Linked DNA regions of Mus musculus: region 1 is linked to region 2. Evidence: chromatin contacts called from ENCODE POLR2A ChIA-PET data. All regions are on one chromosome and are shown on one strand. Each heading gives the region's core, a stretch centred on a gene start or an enhancer-like site at or near the end of the contact. The rest is flanking DNA. Distances are from core to core; before and after follow the strand shown.

Evidence for each region. ChIA-PET counts read pairs that join two places held with the same protein, here RNA polymerase II (POLR2A).
Region 1: POLR2A ChIA-PET joins it to region 2 with 26 read pairs in embryonic stem cell. The contact joins the promoter of Dnah2 here to the promoter of Kdm6b in region 2. POLR2A ChIA-PET finds 5 or more read pairs at or near these places in 4 of 5 experiments (Patski and embryonic stem cell).

What each region holds. Positions count from the first base shown.
Region 1 is chr11:69,545,183-69,550,497 of GRCm38, forward strand. Dnah2 (dynein, axonemal, heavy chain 2) reads right to left here and starts at 3,926. Exons shown (of 86, transcript NM_001081330.1): 1 at 3,810-3,926.
Region 2 is chr11:69,414,516-69,419,936 of GRCm38, forward strand. Kdm6b (KDM1 lysine (K)-specific demethylase 6B) reads right to left here and starts at 1,679. Exons shown (of 24, transcript NM_001017426.2): 1 at 1,502-1,679. Gm51903 (a long non-coding RNA gene) reads left to right here and starts at 998. Exons shown (of 2, transcript XR_003949708.1): 1 at 998-1,269; 2 at 4,474-5,421.

The DNA.
Region 1 (5,315 bases), core at 2,676-5,175, 130 kb after region 2:
TCACAACTGTCTGTAACTCCAGTTCCTAGTGATCTGACTCCCTTCTTTGGGTATCTACACACGTTTGCATACATATATATGTACATATACATTAAATATATATATATATATATACACACACACACATACATACACATACACACATACACACACACATATATATATATCAGAAACCGCACTAAGGGAGGTTATGGAAAACGTCTATGTTCACCCAGGCCTTCAGCTACACTATCCTGCAGTCTCCTGAATAAGAGAAGGCACAGTCCCGGTGATTGCCACCATCGTCGCTGTTACTGTGTCAAGTCACTGAGGCAAACCCAGATGATTTTCCTATGTAGCTCCTCTCCTCCTCACTTAAAAAAAAAAATGTTCTTCCCACCACACTGAGATCTCAGCAGCCTTAAACAAAGACCGTGTGCACAAGTCTCTTTAGTCTTTAATTGCTTAGAGGTGGGGAGCCTGGTTAGTGTGGACTGTGGTTTCTTAGGCCTGTTGGTTGAGTCTATGCTAAGTACACAATTTCAGGATCACCAGATTCCAAATGTCCTTAGGAACAACCAAGAAGGACAAAAGCCACCCAGTAATGAATGTCAAATTATGCAATGGTGAAAAAAAAGAAACTGAGGACATGAGGAAGACCCAGTGGGCAAAAAAAAAAAAAAAAAGCAACTAAGTCAGGAGCACAGAATCTCCTGAACACACTGTAGAATGCTGGGCGCTCCCTCTTCCTCCTCAAGAGCCTGGCAGCCACCTGTGGCTGCCTTGCCTCATCCCCACAGGCTGCCACAGGCATTGATCACCGGGTTATGAATTTCAAACTTGAAGGATTTGTACTTTGCTCCAAGGAAAAACGTTCTGTTAGGCCAACAAATCAATAAAACCAACTACAAGAGCGCGGTTTCCTCCATCAGCCTCAGGGGGAAGCATCTAGCTCCCCTAAGCCTCACACTGGAGCCTCTGGAGACAGAAACCACACTGCAGACACCGGGAGACACTGTTCCAGCCTGGGGCTCACTGGGGTTACTGGAAATACCTCAGGGCCCGCTTGCTCCTCAAACTGGTCACCAGTAGGCAGTCTCCCTCACAACTTCTTGCCCACACAACTGTTCCCCCTTCACTGCACCCCGAATTGCCCTTCTTCTTCCCAGTCACAAATGTTCCTTGCTCCCCTCTCCCCCTACAACCACCCCAGCTCGGCTGCTGCTCCTCCCCTACAGCTGCCCCCTTCTCCCCAGCATTCTTTCCTTCCCTCTGTCCCGACACACACCTCACAAGGTCGACCCTCTCCTCCCTAGACAGACGGTTGGGTCACACCAACCAAGAAGCTGCCCCGCGTGGCCCTCCCAGGCCCGCGCCTGCATGCACGCGTCGCCATGGCAACTCGGGGCCGGGAGAGTAAGTGGCGGGTCTGCGGACACTGCGCAGGCGCACTGCTCCGCGGCCCCACCCCACGAGAGTCTTTCCCGCGTGGATCTGAGACTAAAGGGCAAGGGGGGGCGCGGCTAGGGTTTCGAGAGCTACTAAATCTGGGAGCCGAAGGTGCGGGGGACGGCTCCCGCCTGGATTTGAGGACTATGCTGGAAGAGCTGGGACTGAAAACAATGAGACACGGTCTCGCAGGATGTGGAAAAGACAGGGGGACCCAAACGCCCGACCCCGGCCCCCAGGTGTGTGGGCTCCGGCCTGCACGGGTCCAGCAGGTGGCGCTCGGGGTCCCGCCTGCGAGACTCGTTCACCTTCTAGAAAACTCTCCAGGATTTCCAAACAGCCAGGGCTGCAGCTGGGTCCAGGGGAAAAACCGGGGCTGGAGCACCCCTGCCCTCCCGCTGCTCCCGCTTCTTAGCCCGGATTGGGGTCTAGGATTGCTGGGAGGCACGGGGCGGGGGCGGGGGGGAACGGGTGAAGGCTGGAACTGGAATTTTTTTTTTTTTTTTAATCTGAGGATTGGCTTTGAAAAGCGTTGCTGGTTTGGGGGGCAAACGAGAGGCGGGGACTCCCCTGGGGAAGGTGACCCGGCCTGGGAGGAGCTTTGCTCTCCATAAGAACAAAGGCTGCGTCCCAGAGCAGCTTGGAGATCATTGGAGGGGCAGAACTGAGTGGGTGCTAGGGGGCGCTGCGTGTCCTGGTGGCTGGAAGGTGGAAAAGACAGCTGTACCCGAGGTCGCAAGACGCTTTGGGGAGACGTGGGAAATGCCACGAGGAAGCAGAATCATGGGAATAGGGAGGCGCCCTCCCTGCTTCCATCAATAGTGCCTAATTAAGACAAAGCCAGCAGCGAGCCCACTGATTACATTTCCATGAGGAGCTAAATTGATGACATTTTCTTTGCTGGATATGAAGAGACGCTGGCACCTCAGTTCTACCATTTTCACACCTGACAGGTCTCATTTAGCCAGTCTGGTCCTGCCGGAAGTGGCAGTCCCTGGTACTCCTGGAAGCCAATGCATTTATCTACACCCTGACCCAAGCCACCACTTCCATAATCGACCATTCCTCTCTTACTTACACCAACACCAATACCAACACCTTCCCCGTTCGCCATGTAGCTCAAGCTGGCCTCAAACTCTCAAACTTTGAGTCTTGCCTCTGCCTCTTGGGTGCTGGAATTATGGGGGTGTGCTGCCACATCTAGCTGCCGCCATTATCCTGAAGATGAGTTTCTGAGCTCTGATTTGTGTGGTCTTTGGCCCAGCCCAGACTCCTGTTGCTGAGAGAGCAGGGACTGAAGGAAAGAGGCTGCGCCACACCCTAAAACCAACAGCTGCACAGTACACGGGGCTGGGATGGAACTCATAGGTAATCTTCCAGCCAGATGGTAAAGAGGGGTGATGTGACTGGTCAGAATCCCGAGGGAAAAGTCCCAAAGGACTGAAAATTTGTGGGGAGGCTTGGGATGGGGATCCTCAAGGGCAGGTTCATAAATCCCTCAGGGAAAGGAACTTTGCATAGACCCTTTTTCTCTTCTGACTCCCCTCTCAACGGTGGCTGTGCCTAGGGATCCCAGCCCCCCACATTATGCTAAATAGGTAATCAAACATCTTGCTTTGCTAATTACTGCTCAATCCGATTAAACGCCGCTGAAGCTCATCAGCAGAGGTGGAGGTAAAGGGAGGGGGGGGGCGCAGCCACAGCTGTGATGGGATGCTTGTCCCTAGGGGCTGTAGGGGACAGCTGAGAAACAACCAGAGTAGCAAGTCTAAGCACATCCCAAAGGAAAGGGACTGAGCAGTTGTACCCTGAGATCGGTCCCTTAGCCTGGGCCACCTCAACTATAGGCGTTTCTCTCCTCCCAGAGCCTTATCACCCTCAGAACCCAGGCACCCGGCCATTCCCACAGTCACCCACACACACCCCTGTCCCAGATTTAATAAGGTCTGTTCTCCCACTGTCAATATTTGATTTCTCAGAGCCATCTCCACGGAGAAGAGGGGCCTCGGTCCTTCTTCCCCCCTACCTTGGTCCTTTTGGGCCCAGTCCTAGTCCCTTTGTGCTCCCAACCTTCTCTGAACTTACTGACTTAATGAAATGATATTAAAGTCTTAAGCAACTCCAAGAAGAATGGTTGCTATGGTAAAGGGAGTGGGCAGGACGCCTGGGTCCCTGAGGGGTGTAAGGGCTGAGAGGGAGAGGGAGCCAGAAGCTAAGACCTAGAAGTCACAGCCCCCTACCCCCACCCTCCAACCCCCGTGGGTAATAGCAAACTTTGGATGAGGTGGGTGCCATACCTCTAGATCTTCGTGAGAAGCAGGGAATAAGGTGGGTGCTAGGAGAAGCTGGAAGGACAGATGTTCAAGGGGTCAGGGTCTTACCCGCCACTGGCTGACCTGAGTATCCATTAGGAGAGAGGGATCAGTGTGGGAGACGGGGCCTCTGTGCCAGCAACCGCCCTGCTGACCCTGCCCTGGACCAGTTCCGTGAGAACCAGAGTGGATTCTTCAACAACCCTGACTCATCTCTCTGCCCCCTTTCCCCACCAGCAGCCCCCCCACAGGTGATTTGTAGCTGAGGCCACCCCCCTCCAGTGGCATGAGCCAGGAAAGAGTCATTCCATGACAAGAAGAACTGAGGGCTTCCAAAGAGAACTCGGGCCAATGGGTGGAAACCGAAGCCCCACCCCGGCTCCCCACATCCATCCCCTTCTCACTCCCCTGGGGACCCTGGCCCAGCCCCAGTCCCCTTGGGGTGGTGGGAATGCAGGGACATTTGGCTGTGGCTGATTGATGAGGGAGGAGGAAGCCCGTGCGCACGAAGGCTGCTGTTTGCTGAGCACACAGATTCCTCCCCACTCACCAGCTGCTGCCCCCTGAGGCTGCTCGTGGGCACCCCCACCCCACCAGTCAGTGCCACTGGGGGAGCTGATGCCTAAGTTCCTGATAGAGAACCAGGAAACGGACTGCTTCAATTCCCTCATGAGAATCACAGCTGCCTCGAACCTGGTTGTTTTGAACTCCCTCCGGACACCTGCCCTGCCACATACGTGACTCTTGTACTCAGTAGTGGCCATTCATTCTGTGTCTTTCTTTCTTGCCCTACTTATCACCCCAAGTCCAGGCAAGCCAGTACCCTGCCTCCGAACCACCCCACATCTCTTTCCCCCGCCTGCCTGCAGACCTTGAACATCTTCCTGGGAAGGGGGAGACCCGAGTCTGTGGGTGCCCACTTTCCCGTTAGGAAGAAGCCCCACATTTCATTCTAACTTAAATCTCAGTTTGCAACATCAAACATTATCCACCAGATATTTTTATTGCAGTCTTGTGTGTTGGCTCAGCGAGTTAAGGCACCTGCTGCAAAGCCTGAGAAGCAATGTTCCATCCTGTGGAGCCACGCGGTAGAACAGACCCTGGCAACTTGGCCCCTGCCCTCTATGCGCATGCCACGGCCTGCACAAACGCTCCCTACCACACGCACATAAACACACATTTAAAAAAAAAGAAAGAAAGAAAGAAAGAAATTTCTACTGCAACTCCTTACCCCTTCTCCTATCGCTAACACTCCCCAACACAGACCATACTCTGAACAGGTGAAAGTTGTATCTCTTAAACTGCAAAGGCTAGCCAAGCCTGTGCTTCTGCAGCTCCGCCCCCAGGATGGCCAAGCTCCACCGACCTTCCTTCCACAGTTGGGAAGGGCAGCTTAGGCATCTGGGTCCCTAGCCTACTTGTTTCCCTTAGTTCTGCTCTGCTCGCCCTCGCTGGATGTGTTTCATTGTGTTGTGTATTTGAAATAGGGTTTCGCTTCATAGGTTACACTGGCCTCAAACTCACAAGCCTCTGCCCTCAACACCTCACAAGTGCTGGGATAACAAATTCTTGCTA
Region 2 (5,421 bases), core at 429-2,928:
CTGCCCCAGAGACTTAGGCCTCTGGCCTCCATGATGCAATGCACTGCAAGCTTTTGTGCCTGCTGATGACACTGCCCCCAGGGAAGTGTTATTTCTGACCTAAGCAAGGCCCTTAAGGAACAGTGGTCAGCAGCGAGCTGAGAAAACTGGATTGGCTAGGACCTTCTGGAGAAAAGATGCTAGAGGCTGGACCCTTCTGGACAGGGAAGCAAATTCAGGACTAAGGTGCTTACCCAGCAGTTGATAGAATTTGTGGCTACGGGGTAGGCTAGCCTATAGAGGGGGGGAGGGTTGCAGGCCAGACCAAGGGGGTCAGAAGGGTATGTGATGGGTGTCTGGACACCAGAGTGGGGGAGGGCCAACAGCCATTTAAAGGGCCAACCTCAGAACTTTAATCCCTTACCAGCCTTGGCCCCAAGCAGGAGGCTGTAATTCATCTGCCCAACAGCTGGGGTGGGGGTGGGGGGGCATGTGCATGAGGAGGAGGGGCTGGGGCCTTCTTGTGCAAAGAACCAAACAACAAAAGGGGAAGCTGAAGGGGCCAGCTCTAAAGTACCCAGGTCACCCTACTGACCTGCGGATCTGCCAGTGGCCCCCACCTGGTTCTGGCCCACAGGTTCTGTAGTTCAGACTCACAGATTCTTGGTCATGGAGTCAAAGGGCTCACCCATGGGGTTCTGAAGAAAGCCTAGACTGAGCACCCTCAGGGCAGGCTGTCAACCCCTTCTTGCACTTTTCCAGCCACAGTAACTGGACTGGAGACCTGAGGCCCAGTCCCAGACAGCCTCAAATGCCCTGCTCACCAGCCAAGCCTCTGTAGACATAGCCTGCCAGCTCCCCCTCCTGCCAGCACAGGGTGGCAGTGGCCACACCAAGGCTGTCCCTTTAAATCATTTCCACCCCTGACGGTGTGGACAAACCAAGGGCCCTGCCCCCCAGGCAGGCAGCTTGCCACCACCCCACCCCCTAACCCCCAGATATGTAAGGGCCATTTAAAGGGACATCAGAGAGGCAGCCTGGTCTCTAACAAATCCCCACCCCCTCCTCACACACTCACTGTCCCTGTCTCCAGCAACACACAGCCCCCCTGCCTCTCCATCAGGCCCCAAATTCCGGTTTTCTCTCACCCCTAGAGACTGCTACGAGGAGAATGGGGCAAGGGAGACTGGGGGGAGCCATTAAAGAATAAGGACTCCCTCCTTCCTCAGAGCCCCATGAGACTGGTCGGAAGAAGCCAGCCTAAGAAACATTGAGACAGAACCCCAAAAGGTGCCTCGGGCAGAACAGGGGAGCACACACTGTGGGGTGGGGGGAAGGGAGTCAGGCTGCACGAGACGGAGGGTGGCGGAGCCAGCAGGCGACAAGCCCAACTCGCAGAAATGGAACAAGGAGGGCTGGGGGGGAAAGGCAAGGCCCGGGAAATCGGGGAGACGGAAAGGGGTCGTCCGGGAGGGTGTGGAAGAAAATCAGACAGGGGGAGGGAGAGCCAGGCCAGGGTTACCTGCTGGGTGTCTGTCCCCCGGCGGTGCCCCCAGAGTCCGGGTAGGGAGGGGGAAGCAGCAGGGGGGGGAGTGGGGGCTGGGGGGCGGGGGAGACGGTCCCTCCTCTGCCTCCTGGGCCTGCCCCGGCGCTTGCAGCCTCTGCCTCCCTCCCTCCTCCTCCCCGTCCCTGAGTCCCGGAGTCAAACAAAGAACTGTAGCAGGCTCTCCCCAACCCCCTCCCTCCCTCCTCCTCCTCCTCGTCCTCCTCCTCCTCCTCCACCTCCTCCTCCTCCCCTCCCTCCCCACCAGCAGGCTCCCTCCTCCTCCCTTCCGGTCTCTTCCTTTAACTACCCGCTCCCCCAGCCTCCCCCCACTAGTCTCTCTCCACCCACCCACCCACCCCAACCTTTTACACACCCCTTTAGCCTAGCCATGTCCCCGCTAGGGAAACTGTGGAGTCCCTTTGCAAAATGAAAGGCTCCAGAGAGCAACATGGGAGGGAACCAGAGTATCGCTTGAAAATCACAAGCTACAACGTAATTATTTTAACAGCCAAAGGAATATAGTCTTAGCTATTTTTTTTTAAGGAGGGGAAAAATAAACCTAAAGAAAGCAATACAAATCTGGCTAAAGCCCACATCAAATAAGGTACATAAAGTAGTCGATGCTAATCCCTGACACCCCCCCCCCACACACACACACACACACAACACACACTCCAGGTAGCAGAATTCTCCACTCTTTAACCAATCCCCTGTGAGGGCTACTTTAGAAACAGGTCCACCCACTATAATAACTAACAACATTTAATAATATGTATTTTCTGATACTCATTCGGTATTAATTTTATACCAACCACTGTGCTAAATGCTTTGCATAAATTATTTCACTGCCCCCTCCCATCAGCTAGAAGGTAGGTATTGATATTTAAATGTCCCAGATTGCAGATAGGAGGTTCTGCAAGGTTGTGACTTTTCCCGAGTCCCATTTAGTGGCAGAGCTGGGGTTAGAATCCAGGTTTGAGCCGACAATCCACATTCTTAGGCACAAGAAAGGAGACTCTGTAATACCATCACCAACTCCAAGATTTAACAGAGGGCAGCCATAACTATCACTGGACTTCTCTCTCAAAAGTGGGCAATACCAGAAGCTGATCCACCTACCTACACAGATAAAGACCTTGACTTTTCAGCCTAACTCTTTCTCCTCAGTTTGGTAAGAGGAGGTGACGGGAGTCGCAGGGATGGGCTGGTGTGTATACCCACATACAGCTCCTCTCTTAGGGGCAGCTGTCTTGCAACTACACCCACTTCAGCTCAAGCTGGGAAAGGGGCAACCTGACACTGGGCCATGCAGCAGGTGGGAAACTAAAAAGACTTCAGGAGACACTTCCAAGGGCGCGCGGGAGGGAGTACGGGGGGTGGTAGTGGTAGTGGGGACTGGAGAGGAAGTTTTTCCATGGCAATCTAGGAAAAAGAAGGGGGGGGAAGACCCAGAATTCTCTCAAGCCAGCAAAGGGGCAAAGTCTTTCAGGCCACACCACACCCGCGCCCCTCCCCCTTCACGAAACTCCAGGCCAGGGTTTCCCACCTGCAGGATGCTAATGCCAAGGGAAAGGAAAGGAGAAAGAGATGGCACGGGACTGGAACGGGACTCTGGGCAGAGGTGGGAGGGAATGGAAAGGGGAGGAGATCGCATTGCCTGGCAACCGTCCCGGGGCACGTGCACTGGTGACATCATCCCAGGCCACCTCGAACACAGACCTTTGACTCCTACCAGGGCGAAGAAGCTGCTAGCTGGCTAAATTTCCTGAGAAAATAGCTTTAGGAATTCTGGGAACCCAAAAAGGAGACGAAGGAGGGAACCCAGGCGTCCTGCTTTTATCTCTGTTAACCCCAGCAGAACCAATCCTAGGGAATCCGGTCATTCGCCTGCCTCCTCCTCTCAGCCTCCAGCCTTGACCTCCCAACCCACATTTCTGACTGTCCCGACACGCCCCTCGGAAATACTGTGCCTTCTTTCTTCTGGGCTTGATCCCGGGTTAGGGGCGGGAGACTAAGGGACGGGGCACCAACCAAGTCCCGCGGGACTCCGTCTGCTATCTGCAGGATCCCTTGTGCCCCAGCTGGCCGCCAGCCGGAATCTGTCTGGGTCCCCAACTCTCCCGCCCCTCCCGCGCCGTTCCAGGGCGGAGTCTGTGGAGTTGAAATCAGGACACGCGGAGAGGAAGAGTTATATAACCCTCTGGAGAAGCAGAAAAGGACGAGTGGAGACGGGGACAGCCCGAAAGGAGCCAAGGGAGGTGTAAAGAACGCCAGAGCGTGCGAGGAGGAAATGTTAAGGAAGGGAAGAGGAAGGTCTGGTTTGCCTATCAAAAGCAGGAATTTACAAGAAAAAAAGAAAATAGGCGTAATGACCCTCTGGCCTAGAAAGTCACCGGGACCACAAGGGGCTTCTCACAGTGTCCTGCCCTGTCACTAACTGCAGCTAGGCCTGGGTGGGTTAAGCCTCGGGAAGGGGTGCTTGTACCCACTCCCTTTCTTTTGTGGAAACACCCTTTGCCGGAGCTCGGGAAAGCCGCGGCTGAGCCTAGGGGGCCGGAAACCACAGCTCCGCCCAGCCCACCTGGGAGCTTGGGGCGCCAGCTGGGGGTGGCGGTGGGGAACACAGGTAGCGGGCCTTCCCTCGAGAGGCTGACATTAACAGTCGACACCCGGCTAAAGAGCGCAAACCCACCCAGACGTCTGGGCCCGCAGGGGTTGAGAAACACAACCCTGGACTAGTTTGCAAACACAGACTGACGACCTGAGGCAAAGGGGGGGGAGGGAGGGAGAGACACACACACGACTCGCCGCGCAGGCGCAAGAGACTGTCTGGGCTCGTGCAGTGGAAGGGGTTGTACAGGGAGTGGAGCGTGTGGGAGTGCACGTGCGGATCCTGGGTAGCCACCGCCACCACCCCCCCTTCCACCTCCTCCCTCTCCCTCTTTCAGGCTCTCTATGACAGCTTCCCATTGGTCACTAGGACCCTGACGTAGTCGACGTCCGCTAAAGCCGATTGGACTGGAGAGAGTGAGTTTGGGAATCTGGCGGTGGACGTTCCCCAGCCTGTTACTCTGGCAACTGAGAAAACAACCCTGGCAAGCGACGGAGGTTCGACCAGCCTTACTCTGAGCAACCACTGGGTCCGTTCCTATCGCACCTCAATTAATTACTTCTTTTCTCTCGGAGTTCTCATCGCCAGGAACTAGGTGTTCTGCCTTCGACCTTCCCCACACTCCAGCCTCCAAGACACAGTCACAGGCCACAAGCCAGAAACGAATCTGCAGTTTAGTGACCAACTCAACCCAAATGCCACTTCACCACTGTTTATTCTAGGCCGGAAAAAGCATAGTCTCTCGCCCTGTCCCTAGCTTCTGCACTTTACCCATATGCTTACAATTTCCTGGGCCGGGGGCGGGTGCCAGACAGATGACAGGGAATCAAAGGTGAACCTCAGCGCACCTTTCTCAAAGGTGCGTGTCACAGCTATAGATAGCCCCCCCCCCCCAACCCGCATGGCCCTCGGCTCTGGTGGGCGTCTCATCTTCGCCATCTCGTGGCTACGTGGGAAAGGTTCAGCATGGAGAAAGGGCCAGAGCCCAGTGAAGGCTAGGGAACTGAAGACGGAAAAGTGAGGAGGAGGGCACCGGCAACTAGAGGAACGAACCAGGCGAGGCCGAGAGCAGACGGTGCGGTGGAGTGCTGTGAGATGGAAAAGCTACCGCTCCTGGAGGGATGGTGAAAGTTGAGAATACATACACATCTCCCCGGAGAAAAGAGCTGGAGGGAACCTTTGAGTGGCCCTGTAACTGGAAGTTCACTTTGCCTGATCGCTTCTGATCTCAGTGAGCCAGCGCCTAGCCATAGCCCTATCTGCAAACTGTCCTATAGTCTCCTTC